2 separate regions of the Homo sapiens genome follow, and region 2 is linked to region 1. The links are chromatin loops, found by intact Hi-C in ENCODE. Cell type or tissue: GM12878. All regions are shown on one strand. Links, peaks and the distances in the headings refer to the core of each region. The heading gives the core; the rest is flanking DNA. Region 1 holds the start of LOC105377923 (a long non-coding RNA gene). Region 2 has its middle 14 kb from the start of LINC02836.

Region 1 (8,342 bases), core at 256-8,255:
TGGCAGACTGAAGCATGAGAATCGCTTGCTTGAACCTGGGAGATGGAGGTTGCAGTGAGCCAAGATCATGCCACTGCACTCCAGCCTGGGCAACAAGAATGAAACTCCATCTCCAAAAGAACAAAAAAAGTGACACCCAACAGGCTGTGCATCTCACAAAACCAAATCATCTACCTTTGCTAAGCAAGGGTAAAGCAGGCCTGAGTGGGATAGAAGTTAATTCCTAAAAATAGTTATTGCTAAAGACACTACAAACTGTAAAGGGCCTGATTCTCAGATGCCAGGCAAGGAGTGAAACCTCAGCAAAATGCTTAGGTTTGTTCGGTTTTTATATTTTAATGATTCAAAAATTAGTAGCCGTATGTCAAGTTAGTTTACCTTCAAAAGCACCTAGGCTTTGTGTATATATGGTTTTGGCTTATGTGAGTATTTTTGGTTTTGTTTTTTGGTGGTGATTGTTGTTGTTGTTAGTATAAAGGAAAAATAGTTGGGGAAATATGTATTATATCTTATTAAACTGCGATTATGAGAAATATTCTGAGACTCCACTGACGTGGTTGCAGCTGGTTTCATTGAAGCCTAATTAAAATGCCAGTAATACACAATCCTGCCCCACTGAGCAGAAATCATGGCCAGTTTGCTGTACAATATTCATAACAACAATAGGCAGATCATTATCACAAATGTTTTGAGTGAAGCCCCCCAACCTCTATTTCAAGGTTTACAAAAACCTATAATTTTCCAGGCAGTGTTAACCACAGAGAAGCCAGGCTTAATTACAGAAGAAAAAAGAAATCAGCAAGTGAAAACATGGCTCAGACTGCTGGACTCCTCAATCATAGAAGCCAGGGGCACAAAGCTAGATATGGTTATGAGCCATGACCTCAAGGAGGCCACAGTCTCCTCAAAGGGGTTAAAGTGATAAAAATCTCGGACTTAAGTCTCAACTTGGGTTTCAGAATCACAAAAAGCTGATGGAGAAATAAATGATAAATGAACTCCAGACAAAAAGACAACATGAGTGGATGAACAGAAGGAAATGGGGAGAGGAAGTTGTACATAAATCCCTTTGCTGAAGTGCTAGAACTAGTTAAGTTAACGGAGATGATGCTACCATTCAACAATATATGGTGCCCCACTATACCTAGCATTATTTTAGTAGTAGCAATTAAAATGATGTTATGTCTGCCCTAACAGTAATAGTTAGCACATAAATATGCTAATTGAATGTTACACAATATTCTGTATACTTTACATATGTTAATTCATTTAATCCTCAAATAACCCCACAGAGTAAATGTCATTATTATCCCTACTTTACAGATGAAGGAATGAGAAGATAGTAATTCATCCAATATTATTCAGCTAGTAAGTGTTGGAGTCAGGATTTGAACCCAGGCAATCTGGCTTTAGAAAATGTGTTTTCAACCACTATGTTATTCCACTTTCTTATAAAAATAATTATACTTAAAAAAATACATAAACACTGTACTCTAGTTGCTAAATTTCTTGCTCATGGGGATACAGGTTAACAATTTTGAAATTGCTTTACAAATGTTGAACAAATAATAAAATGGATGATGGTCAGTGTTGGAGAGGGAGTAACAGATAAACAAGAAATGATGGCTAGTATAAACCTGGTGGAACTGAATTATAGTCAGAGATATCAGAATAAACTCAAATTTAGTTTAATATATATGTGTGTGTGCATGTGTGTGTATTCCTATATGGATGGATAGAGACACACAGATGGATAGAGTCAGAAGTAATTACAGATATAGGTATCTATGGCTATGTGCTCACAGATTTCCTAGCTCCGTTTGCTGACAGGGTCTGGAAGCAATGAGATCCCAGGAGCAATGAGCACACCTACCACCTAGATAGTGGCTTCTAAATACCATTTTACAATAAAGGGAACCAGAGTTCCTTGGAGAAATTGCTAATTGTAAGACTGGGGTAAGGAAAATATAAGATGTACCTGGAGCATCTTATAGTACCAGAAAATAAGGAAGTGCTTAAAAAACAAAAGGACAGGGGCTTGTCAAATGGACGCAGGAACCAGACTCTTTATAAAAACCCATCAAGAGCTTTCCATTACTCCTAGGATCAAGATGAGTCTCTAGAGCACTTCAAAAATTTAAAATCTCAAATGTAAACAAACAAATGAATAAATAAAAGCTAGCCTCCATATTTCATGAAAAGAATGAGTTTCTGAGACAGAAAAAGAGCTCCCAATGACCAAAGCTAGAACAACTTAAGCAACAAAATAATAATGAATTATTACTCAAAGTATAAAATAAACCTATGTACGTTTATACTGATATAAGTAAATAATTGAATAAATCAATAAATGTGGGAGAAGAGACAAATTTTCCTTGTGGAAGAGCTCTAAATAATGTGTGTAGACACTCCACCCCAGGAGGTGAAACTTACCCCTTTCCTCCTCCCTGCTTGGGGATGGGCTAAGTTTAGTGACTCACTTCCAAAGAATACAGTGGAGAAGTGGAAAGATAATGACCTTACAGTGGAGAAACCTGCCTGGCAAATGCTACCTTAAGCAAATTATGATGGTTAACATCCTCAGGGATAACATGTGGATATCATGTACCCTGTCACATGATCTGACAAAGACACTCCACCTGTATGATTTTCTTTGCCAAAACCCATAACCCCAGTCTAATCATGAGAAAACAGACAAAGACAGATTGGGGACATTTTATAGGATATCTAGCCAGTACTCTTCAAGACTGTCAAGGTCACAAAAAAACAAGGAAAGACTGAGAAACTGTCGCAGACCAGAGGAGACTGGAAGATATGATGACTAAGCACGACATGGCATCCAGGATCAGATCCTGGAGCAGAAAGAGGACATCAGTGAAAAAAAGCTGGTGAAAGCCAAATACAACCCGGAGTTTGGTTAATAGTAATGTACCTATATAAATTTCTTTGTTTTGACAAATTTACTGCAGCCATATAGGATTTTAACATTAGAAGAACTGGGTGATGGAAACTCTCTTGTGCTATCTCTGCAACTTTTTTGTAAATCCAAAATTATTCCAACCTAAAAAGTTTAAGAAATGACTATACTCTAAAATAGGCCATCCATGCAAAATAAAAGGGTAACTATATAGAATGCCAATGAAAGGAAACTAGAAATAAAAGCACAGCAATTTTTAGTTGTCTGCTGCCCAGAACTACTGATAAGACTGATGTTTCTTAATTCTTCACAAGGCACTTTGGGTGGAACGTTAAGCCCACATCCACAAATGCTTATTGGGTACATACCATGTGTAAGGCAGTGACCTAGACACTAGGGATGCACTGGAGAACAAGACGTGGCTCCTGCCTCCAAAGAACTTTCAGTCTGCTTGGAGAGGGAGGGAGAGAGAAAGAGAGAGAGGAGAGAGAGAGAGAGAGAGAGAGAGAGAGAGAGAGAGAGAGAGATCAACACAAAATAAAACACAGCATAAATGCTGCCCAGGAGGTAATTTCAAGACAGTAGATGCATACCCAGGAGGTACGTCTGACCAATCCAGTGTCAGGGCACCATGTAGGACAGAGCAGTCCTCTTGGAAAAATTCATGAGTGTTCTAATGTGCCTTATGACCATCACAAGGGCCCATGGTGATGGTTATAGACACCAACCTTCTTCTGACAGCATTAAGTGCATTTGGAAAATACAAATCTAATCATGTCACCTCTTTATAAAACCCAAGAGCTTTCCATGACTTCTAGAATCAAGACAAAACTCCTTACTCTATGTTATGGTTCATTCATGTGTCAACTTGGCTAGGCTACAGCACCCAGTTATGTAATTGAACACTAACCTACGTGTGGCTGTGAAGGTGTTTTACAGATGTGCTTAACATCTGCAGTCAGTTGACTTTAAATAACTAGAGTAACTTCAAGTAATAAGTTATCCACCTTGATAATGTGGTGGGCTTCATCCAATCAATGAAAGGCCTTAAGAGCAACAACTAAGATTCCCAGAGAAGAAGAAATTCTTCATCAAAAAAGAAGAAATTACACGTCAAGATTGCAGCACCAGCTCCTGCCCGAGTTTCTAGCCTGCTTGCCTGCCAGCCTGTCCTACAGACTTCACACTTGCCAGTTCTCTTAATTACATATTTATATGATATATAATACATATTATAGAGCTTATTGGTTCTGTATTTATATATAAATTGTTTATATACTATATATATTTGTATTAAGTATTATTAATAATATTACACACACATACACATATATATCCTACTGGTTCCATTTCCCTGGAGAGCTCTGACTGACACATCATGGTCTCCAGGCTTGGTGCAGTCCAGTTCTCACCCTTCCCACCAGCCACACCATCTACCCCAGTCCTCCTTGCTTTGTCTCTTCCACTCACACCAGCTTTTTCTCATTCTAAGTCCTTTCAACCCATCCTGTCCTCTCCTTTCACAAGCTGTTCTCTCTGCCTGGATCACTCTCCCTCCTTTCCTGATTAACACCTACTCATGCCTCAGCTCAACAATTGCTTCTTCAGGGATCCTCCCCCAGCCTCCCAGTGTCAACCCCACTTAGCACAAGATTTCAAAGCACCTCACACCACTCCTGCAGAGCTGGATAAGTTGCAGCTTCCGTCTTTCCTACATGTAAGTTCCATGAAGGCAGGAACCAGGTCTGGTTGGACTCATTATTTTCTAACTGCATTCCCCAGCACAGTGCTTGGGACATAAAAGGCTCTCAATGAGTATTTGTTCCACGAATGTCAACACAGATGTGATAAGAGCAGAAAACAGTCCCTCACCACAGGCACAGCCACTGAAGTTCTTGCCAGGTAGAATCCAGTGGCCCAGTCCTTTTGATGACTCATCAAGTTGAAACTCAAGGTCAGAAAAAAGGGGAACTCAGAGAGGCAGTCAAAGCAGACAGAGGGAGGGGGCTTTACTTGCCAGAGACAGAAATGTCTCTGCAGATGGGCTGGAGGCGGTCAGTGTGGCTACAGCCTCACATTGATACTGACTTCTCCAAAATACCACCTGCCTCTAAACTCAAACTGGCGTTTATGTAATGACATTTCCTACTTATTACCAGCTGCCAAATGTTGAAATTCCCAGAAGCACCTTTCTAAAGTCTTAAATATCAACTCTAGCCTATTAAAGAAGAGAAAAAGACAAAGATGTGTTATTACCAGGTTTCTTTTTATTTTTTTTTTTAAAAAAGGCTCAAAACTAAAAATTATCTAGCCCTGGCTGAATTGGGGTGAAGATAAGTGAGTGATTATTACATTTCTTCTTCAGGTTATTTTTACCCTGAGTTACCTGTGCTGAATAAGCTAGCAAAGTTCCCAAAACGCCAGGCCACTAGGTCAAGTTTCTAGAAGTAGTAGCTACAGCCAACTTCTCAATTCTTTTATGTGGTGATTTGAAGACACATCTTCCAATTCTTCAGCATTCTTCCTAGTGAGAAGTGAGGTCTACAGCCCTCCTTTTTAAATCCAGGCAGCTTGTGTCTCCCATGCATCTCATGAAATGCATTGGAAGAGCTGTATGTGACTTCCATGGCTTGCTCATGAATGACAGTGAAGTTCTGTCTTCTTCCCAGGAATAGTCGTGGTAGGAGCCCTGAGCCCTGGCAGATAGGTCTTACTCTCCTGAGGTTGCCTTGCTGGGAGGGAGCCAAGCCACGTGGAGAGACCACGTGAAAATGTTCCAGGTGGCAGTCCTCCTCTTCAAGTCCTTCTTGCCCAGGTGCCGTATGTACGTGAACAAGGTCTCAGATGATTCTAGACCCAGCTGTTGAGTCAACCTCAGCCTTGAGTCTTCTCAGCTGAGGCCTCAGCTGTGATGGAGGGGAGGCTCAAACAAGTCATTCCCACTGTGCCCTTTCGGAATTCTTAACCCAAACGGATACTAACATAGTTATTGCTCTACATAACTGTGTTTAGAGTGGTTTTTGTTAGGTAGCAGTAATAACCAGAACAATATAGAAAAATGGGAGTTATTTTGTAGATGTCAAAGCAAATGTCCAACTTTTCTCCATTAACAGCTTCTACCTACAGCAAATCTCTCAAATATAAACAAATAAAAGCCAGCCTCAATACTTTATGAGAAGAGTGAGTTCCAAGCAGCTACACCTACTGAGAGAGAAAAAGGAATTGCGTCTGGAGAAGAGAGAGCTCAATTGGTACTTGAATGAATAAAGGAATGACTCAAGGAGCTATGAAATGTTTAGGTAAGGATATAGCAGGAGGCAAAGGATCATTTTCTGAGACCAATAGCAACTTCAGCCCCCAGTTCAAAAAAATTCAGTCCTGCAGAAATCACAATAGCATATCCTTATGTTCTTATTCTGTCATATTTTATGCAACTTAACAACCAAACACACACAAAGAACATATATATGTAACTGACACAAAACTGAGCTGGATAACAAACATATTCAATGGCAGAAAGACTCAAAATTATTTCGACAAGCTGGAACAGGGTGGAAGAATAAAAGTGAGTAATCTTATCCCAGAAGAGTGACCTCAGACCAGAGAGCAGCTGAAATGATTGCACAAGGACATCAATGTCTTTTGGGAGAGGTATTAGACTCATCTTGAAGATAAGAAGCAGCTATGGAATATTTTAAAATAGAGAAGCATGATGATAAAATCAGTGTTTTAGAAGATTAACTTGACATCTCTTTGTGTAATGGATTCAAGGGAGAACAAATAGAAGGAATAAATGACACTTAGCACTTAGGAAATGTTTGCAATCCCACCACAATGAAAGTACATGGATCGGGGCTGGTCTGACCAGAATGGGAGTGAAAAAGAAGCAAAGATGATTGGTGGTGTGACCATGAAGACTCGGGCAGCAGGCTGGGTATCAAGAGTAAAGAAAAAGTCAAAGAAGACTCAGAAGCCTGAGTGAGAGGTCAGCAAGTTCATGGAAACAGAAAAAGATGGGGGAGGAAGTATGTTTGGAGACAAGGAAAACAAGCTCAGGAGAAATCTATGGACTTTGAGATAATGTTATCAAGATTTTTAGCTTATAAAAAAAGTTGATGGATAATTGGAGACATTGGATTAAGGTTTACAAGGGAAGATAGGCCTAGAGAAATGGATTTGGGAAACACATCAGCCTAGAGTTGATACCTAAAGCCATGAATAAATTCCCATATTTTTGCCATCTTAGACTCTTTGCTAGATCTTTAGCCTTCATGGCATATTATATTCAGGATGAAAATTTTTGAAAATATATGGCATTGTTTTCTTTCTTTCTTTTCTTTTTTTTTTTTTTTTTTTTTTTGAGACAGAGTCTTACTCCGTTGCCCAGACTGGAGTGCAGTGGTGCTATCTTGGCTCACTACAACCTCCGCCTCCCGGGTTCAAGTGATTCTCCTGCCTCTGCCTCCTGAGTAGCTGGGATTACAGGTGTGCATTATCATGCCTGGCTAATTTTTGTATTTTTGGTAGAGATGGGGTTTCACCATGTTGGTCAGGCTGGTCTCAAACTCCTGACCTCAAGTGATCCACCCACCTTGGCCTCCCACAGTGTTGGGATTACAGGTGTGAGCCACCAAGTCTGGCCTACCGCATCTTTTTCTTGTAGGGAGCTGCATAATTAGGTCTACCATGCAATAGCAATTTTATTGATAATTTTATAATTAAGAAACAAAATATGAATTGCCAAGATTACCTATATTCATTTTGGCTCTCAGTCTATTTTGAACTATTTCTCCTACTCCTACCTTCAACTGACAGGATTGGCCACAGAAATCATAGAACCATTTTGAATGCTTTTAAAGACTATCTGGGTGGGCCACCATTCATACTGCTCTCCACTTGAATGAATTGTCAGAACACCAAGAGCTTTTGCAGAGCCAGAAAGAACCAAAGAACGTGCAGCTGGAGGTATCAGCTGTGCATATCTAATTCTGGCCAAAACACCTCCCCAGAGTGTCCAGCTGGAGAGAGGGGAAGAAAAAAAGAAGAAAGACAGTAATTCAGTCAGGGACGTCAACAGCGGCTGAAGACGCGAGCTGGTTGCAGAGCACTGATACTGTTGGGTACAAAAAGAGGTGCTGCTGCCACCACAATATTTGGATAACCTGCAATTGCAAAGTACACATCTGTCTGTGACCATCTGTCTGAAAGTATGCTGGAGGTCAGAGGCTCGGTGAATACAGCAACCTGCAAGTGGAATGAGATAAGATAAAAAGAAGAGGGAAGTATGCAAGGAATCCCATTGGTTTCGCTTAAAAAGACACAGCAAGTTGAAAGAAAGTGTGGGATGGGATCTCCTTAAGTAAATTATGATTCAGCAAGTGCCGTTTTATCTGCCTAAGAAAGTAATTACAGGAAAGCAGTGTTT
Region 2 (8,342 bases), core at 322-8,321, 250 kb before region 1:
CAGCTTAGAGTTGTAGCTTTATTGAATGGCGCCAAAACATTCTTACTTCATAATAGCATTAGTGACATTTCACTTGGATAATCCTATTTGTTTTCATTTATTTTAATGAGGTAGTTTGGGATGGTAACCTGCAGCAGAAAGCTTGGCAACAGGTGACAGCATGACTTGAAATGCCTATTGAACTGAAAGGTAGTTAAAAGCTAAATGAAATGCTTAGATGCACAGTGGTTTCCCAGCACCATATATTTTACTCTAAAAACAGTAAGGCTAAAGTGCCAATTGTAAGAACCTAAGACTTTATTACCTTTTAAAACTTTCCTGCGTGGATGAGTGGATAATAAGGACTAATTTGCTGCATTTTTGTGGCCTGTTTCCACATGTTTGCATTTCCCAATGACGCTTTCTTTATGGAAAAGAGTGCTGGGCACAACACATTTTTTTCCATGCAGCGATCATATGTCTATGATTCATTTAATCCTTCAATACAGATACACAGTCAGTAGTGATGCAGACGGCTAACAGACATGCATATTTGCCAAGCCTTAAGTGTCCCAGCTTACAAAAGGAGTTTCTAATGTTGAGAACTTCAATTATGTCACTTAAACCCATCAATCTTTTTCCCTTGCCTCATGCTACAAATCTTTCAGATCTATTATTTTCATAACATCTGATGCCTGGAGTGACAAGTGCCCTCTGACATTTTAGTTTTCCATGGAGACTTAGAATGAGAAAATGGCGCCTCATTAAGTCTTTCTTATCAATTAAAAAGGAAACACCTTTTCCTGTTCCATCTTATGCAACAGCTAACTCAGGTATTAAGTAAGCTGCCAACATCTTTCTAGAACCCAGAGTAAGAATTCATAATCGACCCTGGTCTTTTAGGCCCAGGGAATAAATAGGAACAAGAAATTCCCATCCAAAGAACACCATGTTGACTTTAGCTATATCTTGTAAGATCTAGTCAATGTCCATCTGAAAGCTGTGAGATTAAGGAAAGGACTCCTATTTTATCAATCCAGGTCCAGACAAGAGACAAATTACACCAATGGAGATAATTTAATATAAACAATATAAAGAAGTACTTACTAGGTACTGAATGATTGAATATGCAAAAAGAGAACAATAAGTTATCATGGAAATAGGACACATTTACCACTTGCAGGGCTGGGGAACAAAGGGATGAGATGGGAACCATCAAAATAGATCCCAATGAATGCTACACTCAGATGTCTGAGGAGAGGGCACTGCTCTGAAGTTGCTGGTGCTTCAGACCTTGGGTAGGGGGGTAGACTCAGATCTCCCAGGGAGGTGGCAGCTGGCTGGTGCTGGTGTACCTAAGTAGGGAGTAGACTCAGATCCCCCAGGGGAAGTGGCAGCTGGTGGCCTGTGCTGATGTACCTAATGCCAGTGTGGGGCCACAGGGTTGGCCCAAACTTCCAAAAAGGTGATACTGCCAGCTAAGACAGTGCATCTGAGGGGTGTACCATGAGACTGGTTCTGCAACTATTGGAAAAATTGTAAACTGGGCTGGGCATGATGGCTTATGCATATAATCCCAGCACTTTGGGAGGCTAAGGCAAGTGGATCACCTGAGCCCGGGAGTTCGACACCAGCCTGGGCAGCACAGTGAAAACCCATCTCTACAAAAAAATACAAAAATTAGCTGGGTATGGTGCACACCTGTGGTCCTAGCTACTTGGAAGGCTGACGTGGGAGGATCACCTGAGCTGTGATCACACCACTGCACTCCAGCCTGAGCGACAGAATGAGATCCTGTGTCAAGAAAAAAAAAATGCAAACTAGTATAAACAGCTGTTACTGAAGTAAAATGCCACTGTTTGGGTGAAGAAGTGTTGCTGGGTGACACTGAAAGAAATAGGAAGCAAAACTGGAGTCAGAGGTAGCAGAGAGGAAAATAAACTTTCTCCTTTCCCAGACTTGCAGTCTTTCTCTAGCATCCCCTGTTGGCAGAGCCTAACAGGGAATTATCAGCAACACAGAAATAAATGTGTATTGCAGAGGTCCAGCATCACACAGCAGAGTGTAGGAGGATGGGCTTGATGCCGCGAGACAATAGCTTAATGATGGGCCCAACCCACTGACATGTAAAAAATATATTCACCAAGCATGAGGGAAAACCAAAAATTCTAAGTGGTATTCTTGTAACTGATCTTGCACTTGACTTTCTACTTCCTTTCCATTCACCCCCACGTCAGCTCCTCTGGCTAAGAATATTTGCTGTTGAAACTTGAGCAAGATTTTTCTAACTTTGATGCACTTTTACATCAGAACCAATATGGAATCAAGCAGAGAATGTCTTTTGTAAAGGTTATCTAGATGATGCCTACTTCAGAGAGTTGTTTACTACTCTGAGAAAGGATTTTTTTTTTTAAAGACTACTCTTACTTAAGGAGGAAGAGCAAATTCTACCTGGGAAATGATTTACCACAGAGGTCTTATTCATGAGCAGAGGCAGTAGTAAAACTGCACTCATCACGCCTTGGTCTTGAGAAATTCCTGGTCGGGGGGTGCTTCCTGAGTATGGGACAGAATCCATAATGCTCATAGTAGCCCCTTTCAAAACCTTTAGGCTTCACTATGGGCCTTCTTGACGGTTCTGAGTTGATGTAGATAATGAGAAATTGAGGTAATGAAAAATGTCCATTTGTTTTTTCTTTTAAACTGTCGAACCCAATCCATTATTGACACAAGTTTTTCTCCTGAAGTGTATAGAGATCTATACTCTATAGACAAATAGAAAAGTAGAACACTAGTTGGATTTTGCTGTGGACATGGACTTTGGTTGCTGAAACAAGTATCTGTTTTATGTAAAGAATGTTCCATCAGCAGCCACTTTTTTTAAAAAGAGCACTTGGCAAATCTCTGGAAGCCGGCTTATGTAACTAACTGCCTCTTATGGTAGTATGTGAAGGCAGCACAGAACATATTGTTTCCCACTGTTTCTCTTTGAGAAATTAGTTTGGTGCCTGGCAAGAGGAGAGATGTGCAAGGGCAATATTCCTAGAAATAACTACCTGTGTACTTGCTGGAATTCCACACTGGATGGAGGCTCCTTTGTGAAAGGCAGGTGTTGATTTCTAGGCTGAGAGAGTACTAGCAGGGAGCTCCTCAAAGGAACTTGGAAAGAATTACTTAGGTCTCATTTCACACCCTGCATCTGATTTTTTAACTAAGTCCCTAAGAGAAAAGTGGCTACAGGTGTTGTAAACGACCCTTCCTTCAGTAAACTGATTGAAACTGAACACTGATCACAATTTCTTTGCATGAGAAAGATAACTGGGCATGGAAAATTTTGATCTGAGAATATCTGAAAATTACATAAATAACATTAACAAGTGTTAGAGTGACAGAAACAATGAGGCCAGATTTGTTCTAACTTGAAAATGTAAGGGCTATTTAATGTATTTTAGGATGGAGGGAGTGCTAAGGATCGTTTATTTTTAGCTCCCATAAAAACTCAATTTCCTTCATAGTGGAATCAGTCCAAATTGAAGATTTGCTCTTGCACAGACACTGGACTCTCCCCAAAATTTTCAGATTAGCAGTCATACCCCAAAGAATAAACCTGGGCTAAAGCTGCAGGTTCTAGCACTGAGACAGAGATCATCTGCATTCCTGTTACCTAGTCAAGTGTCCTGGATAAATCACAAAAACATCGAAGTCTTAGGTCACGTCACCAAGTCTCACGTTCCAAGAACTGTCAAGAGATTGCTTATGTAGCCACAGGCCAGACAGACAGGGGCTTTGTGAGACTATCCCTCAGGGGTGCTGGGGGTGTTTGCATTGTTAGCCTGGAAAAAGCTAGCCAGACCAACATAGTCACAGCAATTGAAAATCCTGAAGGCCCATCTATGACCAAATGTATTAATAAATAAAAAGACCTATAAGAAACCTTCCCACCAGCATTAACCACACCAAAAGCAAGTCAAACCCAGGCTTCTCATAACTGGTTCTTGTTCCAACACAAGAGTGAGAAGAGCATCTTGCTGCGGCCAACGGTTACTATAGCTCTCCTTTTGTAGAAAGCCACCGTCTTCGAAGAGCTTACTAGGTGTCTCCACTAAAGAACAAAAAACATGGGTAAGACTGGTTTCCTCTCAAGTTATGACTCAGCTTTGATCACCACACTTCCACTTGAGCCTATTAACGTTCAGTGGACAGAATGTCACTCTTTTTCAATCAGCTGCTACAGCAAACAATAGCCTTGCTGCATTTCAGTCATATAGAAAGCCACAGAATATTTCCTTTTGACTCTCTTCTCTCCACATCAGACCCACAGTCAGGCTCATGCTGAGGTCTATCTTCTCACAATCTACTAGAAAGTGGCCTGCCTCTACATGCTTACCCTGCTAAAATGAGAAGCAAGAAATAAACAACTTCATGTTAATTATAAATAGGAGGCACTGGATATTAAACCTGCCCATAGAATAATGGAGAAGGAAAGCATTGCGCTCCCTTTCTCCTTGAGTCGGGAGCCATATCCCTTGCCAGAACAGTGAACTCTCACTGGGTAGCAGGAGAGGCCACTATGATAAGGACCCAAGCAGAAGCCTGGGGGTGGGGTTCTCACGACCACTCACAGACCCCTGAACCTGGGGGGAGTAGCAGAGAACAGCCAAGAGCGACATGGACTGTCTTGCATTTTCCTCATCTCTTTATTCTAGAAAAAAAAAGAGGAAGGAAGAAAAAATGAAAGAAAAATGCTATAATTTTCTTTTCTCCATCTTTCTTGGAGATCAGAAAACAGTAGGTTCTGAAGATCTCCTCTGTGCTCATGGGCACGTGAAAAATTTCATGATGCTTACTTGGCTTTGAGATTTTATTACCATTATTATTGTTATTTTATATTAATATAAAAATAATAAAGATGTATTGAGCTCCTTCTATGTGCCCAACACTATAAGCATAATAAATACTTTATCTCTTAATCCCCACAGCTCCCTATGAATTAGATACTATTGATACTAATATTATCCCAAATTAAAAATTAGGAGCCTGAGGCATGAAAACGTGAACTCATTGGAGATCACACCACTCACAAATGGCAGAGCCAGGGTGCAGCCCTAGGTCCAGTGTCCCCAGAGCCCATTCTGCCATTCACTTCAGGTCATTCTCTTCCCATTTAGAACACTGAACTTTTTATATCCTCAACAGACATAAATGCTCAGCTTCAAGAGCCAAACAAAAATAATTGTTACAAATTCCACTGTTTGTTTTCCCAGGGGGTGCATCTTAGAGTTATTAAATGTAATCCTCTGTTCCCCTTACTCCAGTAGTTTCTTTACCCCTTTGGGAGTGTCCTACCATTCTTCCCCATTTCTTCACATTCCCTCCTCCCCCCACCCTTACCCAGGCTGTCTGAATTCTATTCCGCCTTAAAGATGTAACTCAACTTCCACCTCTCCCAAAAAGGGCTTCTTCAACTCCTGTCACCTCCATCTCTGAATTTTTATAGCATTTAATGTTAATGCTATTTACTTGGCATTTGTGTTTTTTGTGTTTTACTTTTTACTGTTAGTTCTATTTGAGAATAATTCATCTTGAGGCAGAATTCATTCTATCCCATTTTTTCATTGAGATGAAACCCTTGAAGGCAAGGAACAAGTGTTCAAACATGTTTATGTATTCACACACTCCACGCTCAGCATCTTGGACATAACAGACACTCAATAAATCACCTTTGAGAGCTAGGTTAGAAAGCCTATTGAAGCCTGTGATTTGAAACAGGCTGGGCTGGTAGAGAAAAAAGCTAGCCTGTCTTCTTAGAGCTCTAGAAAGTACTGTGGAATACATTTAAGAGTCTACGGAGTCCCTTCACGGGCAGAAAAGAGTCCTCTGACTCCTCGATTCCTAACCTCCCATGTCCCAACTTATCTCAGTGTTCCCCTTAAACTCCTAAATTTTGAACCTAAAGTATGCAGAACATCAGATCCTGAAAAACAACGCCAACTTTTACTTGACGGTTTCACTTACCCTCACACCTGTGGTTTTGAAGGTGTCAAGTTTCCTCTGAAGTCTTTCTGTGAAGCTTTATCCCCCTCATTTTTCCACCCTGCCAGTCAACCCTGTCAACAGTGACAATCTCCTTGTCAAGCAGAAGCCACTCAAGCTATCAGTTTTCATTAGCCGTTTAGTTGGGATAATCCCTTTTTCCTACCAAACTGTTTCCTTCTAGGAACTGCTGATTCCTTTTATTTGGGGTTTTTCAGACTTCTCTAACTAAAGCCCCTCCACCCAGATGATTTCTCACTTTTCTGAAGATCTCCTTCAGCTAAAAAGATTTCCTATAACCTCATTTTCTATAGTTTGTATTATGAAAAAATGTGGTATATAACTTTTTTTTTCAAGCAACATATGGCAACTAAGAGTTTAGTATGCTCTAGAAAGGGGTATTTCCTCTGGGGAAATTTTTTATTATTTTTTGTTTTCAATATGACCTGCTTCTTTACCTCTTCCATTTCCTATTTAGAGCCCACCCATCCTTTGGTGACTTAAGTAAAAAACAAAACAAAACAAAACAAAAAACCTTTATCAACTTCAAAATTGTGTCATCTATTTTCATTCATATTGTTAAATTCACTAACCGAGAGGAAAGCTGTAAGATGGTAAATGTAACCATGCACAAGGTCCCCATTCATCAAGCTTGTGGAAGTGTTAATTTTGGAGACAAGTAAATAAGTAAATGTTCTAAACCTATTTTATCTCTTTCCTCCCATGACCATTTCTCCATTTTCTACCCATCAATTACTTGTCCTTATTGTCAATGTTTTAGAAAGTTTGAGTTTTAGGAAAGGCTAAGTAGCTCTTCAACTTCCTGTGAAGTTGAACTGTGGCCTGAGCTTAGCATCTCTCCAACACCTGCTCACACTTACCATCCACCGCCCATCCCTCCCTTCTTTTCTGTTCCTGTATACTACTATGTTCTGTGAATGAGATATCACTACAAACTTATGTCCACAGAAAGAGAAAGCATGAGGTAAGAAATAACAGAATGACTCCCTATAAGTGACTTAAGACATCTGATGAAGGTCTAAAAGCAGGTCCTTCTTCCCTCTCAGGCTAAGTCTTCACCTGGCCAAAATTCATGCAAAAGAAGCAGGTGACTAGAGTAGTGTGGACCAATGTATTTTTGTCAACCACTTTAAAGCAAACTGCTAGAAATATTGTCTTTCTTTCTTATCTTCTGATTTCCCTGAAAACAGCCAATAGCAAAGCAGAAGTTCTATCTTCCTTTCTAAAGGACAGAACAATCATTGCCCAAGAATCAGAAGATGCAGGTTCAAGTTCGACATCGACAAGATACCAGCCATATAGCCTGGGGCAAGTGATTTAGCCTCCCCAAATATCAGTTTCCTCAGACATAAAACACAGGTTTTCCTCCAAGAGAGATGTTGTGAGGATAGACTGAGTTAAGATAAAAACACTTTGTAAACTTTAAAGCTCTACATAAATATAACTCAACATCATATTACATTTCTATTTTTATTTTCCCATTAATAATTCTGGGTTTGCTGTCATTTCTCAAATCCACATTTTTTTTTTTTTTTTTGAGACAGAGTCTCACTCTGTTGCCCAGGCTGGAGTACAGTGGTGCGATCTTGGTTCACTGCAACCTCCTTCTCCCGGGTTCAAGTGATTCTCGTGCCTCAGCCTCCCAAGTAGCGGGGACTACAGGTATGTGCCACTACACCCAGCTAATTTTTTGTATTTTTAGTAGAGGCAGAGTTTCACCATGTTGGCTAGGCTGGTCTCAAATGCCTGACCTCAGGTGATCCACCCGCCTTGGCCTCTCAAAGTGCTGGGATTACAGGCATGAGCAATTGTACTCGGCCTCAAATCTGCTCTTTCAATATACCAATGATTCTTTCTGAAATATTGAAAAACTCCTTTTTTGTAGTTTAAACTACATTTCTAATCCTCTGCAAAATAAAATAAAACCAGCTATTTTTTGAACTACTTCTGAATAAATATTCAGAAGTTCTTCTCTTTCAATTTTTTTGAATAGTGAAGGAAATGGTTTTCTTTTGACAATTTTTAAAAGCATTCTAAGCCCACAAGAAAGAGATTGAGATCTCTTTAAATCTGACTCTGAGAACACAGAAGCTTTCAATAACAATCCAGATTACACTATTATAACATCAACATCTACCTTTCATCTGCAGATCTCAGGAAACATTATAAACACTGTCGCCTCAACCTTTGCATCAGTATTAATATACTCATTTTTAAAGCTGAAAAAAAATGATTTAGGGAGTTTGTAAAAGCCAAACATGAAATTCTACTCTTCTGTTTAAATGTGCAAAATAAATGGATAAATGACA

Evidence for each region. A loop is a pair of places that touch in the nucleus more often than their neighbours do. Peaks named below come from ENCODE experiments on the same cell type or tissue, not always from the same donor. Only the 100,000 strongest peaks of a DNase experiment are listed, where the experiment ranks them.
Region 2: it touches region 1 in a loop (8-fold over the local background); 2 of 110 quality-filtered maps call a loop at or near these places.

Annotation. Positions count from the first base shown.
Region 1 is chr6:105,888,237-105,896,578 of GRCh38, forward strand. It overlaps LOC105377923 (a long non-coding RNA gene), which reads right to left and starts at 4,861. Exons shown (of 3, transcript XR_001744275.2): 1 at 4,790-4,861. In GM12878, for the core only: no CTCF peak of the experiment used is centred there; a DNase peak (open chromatin) is centred at 4,855.
Region 2 is chr6:105,642,437-105,650,778 of GRCh38, forward strand. No RefSeq gene overlaps it. Among named protein-coding and RNA genes, the nearest start is that of LINC02836, 14 kb to the left of the region's middle. RefSeq lists enhancers at 1,568-1,807, 4,375-4,564. In GM12878, for the core only: a CTCF peak has its summit at 1,976; DNase peaks (open chromatin) are centred at 1,961 and 4,145; H3K4me3 peaks cover 279 bases; H3K27ac peaks cover 1,706 bases.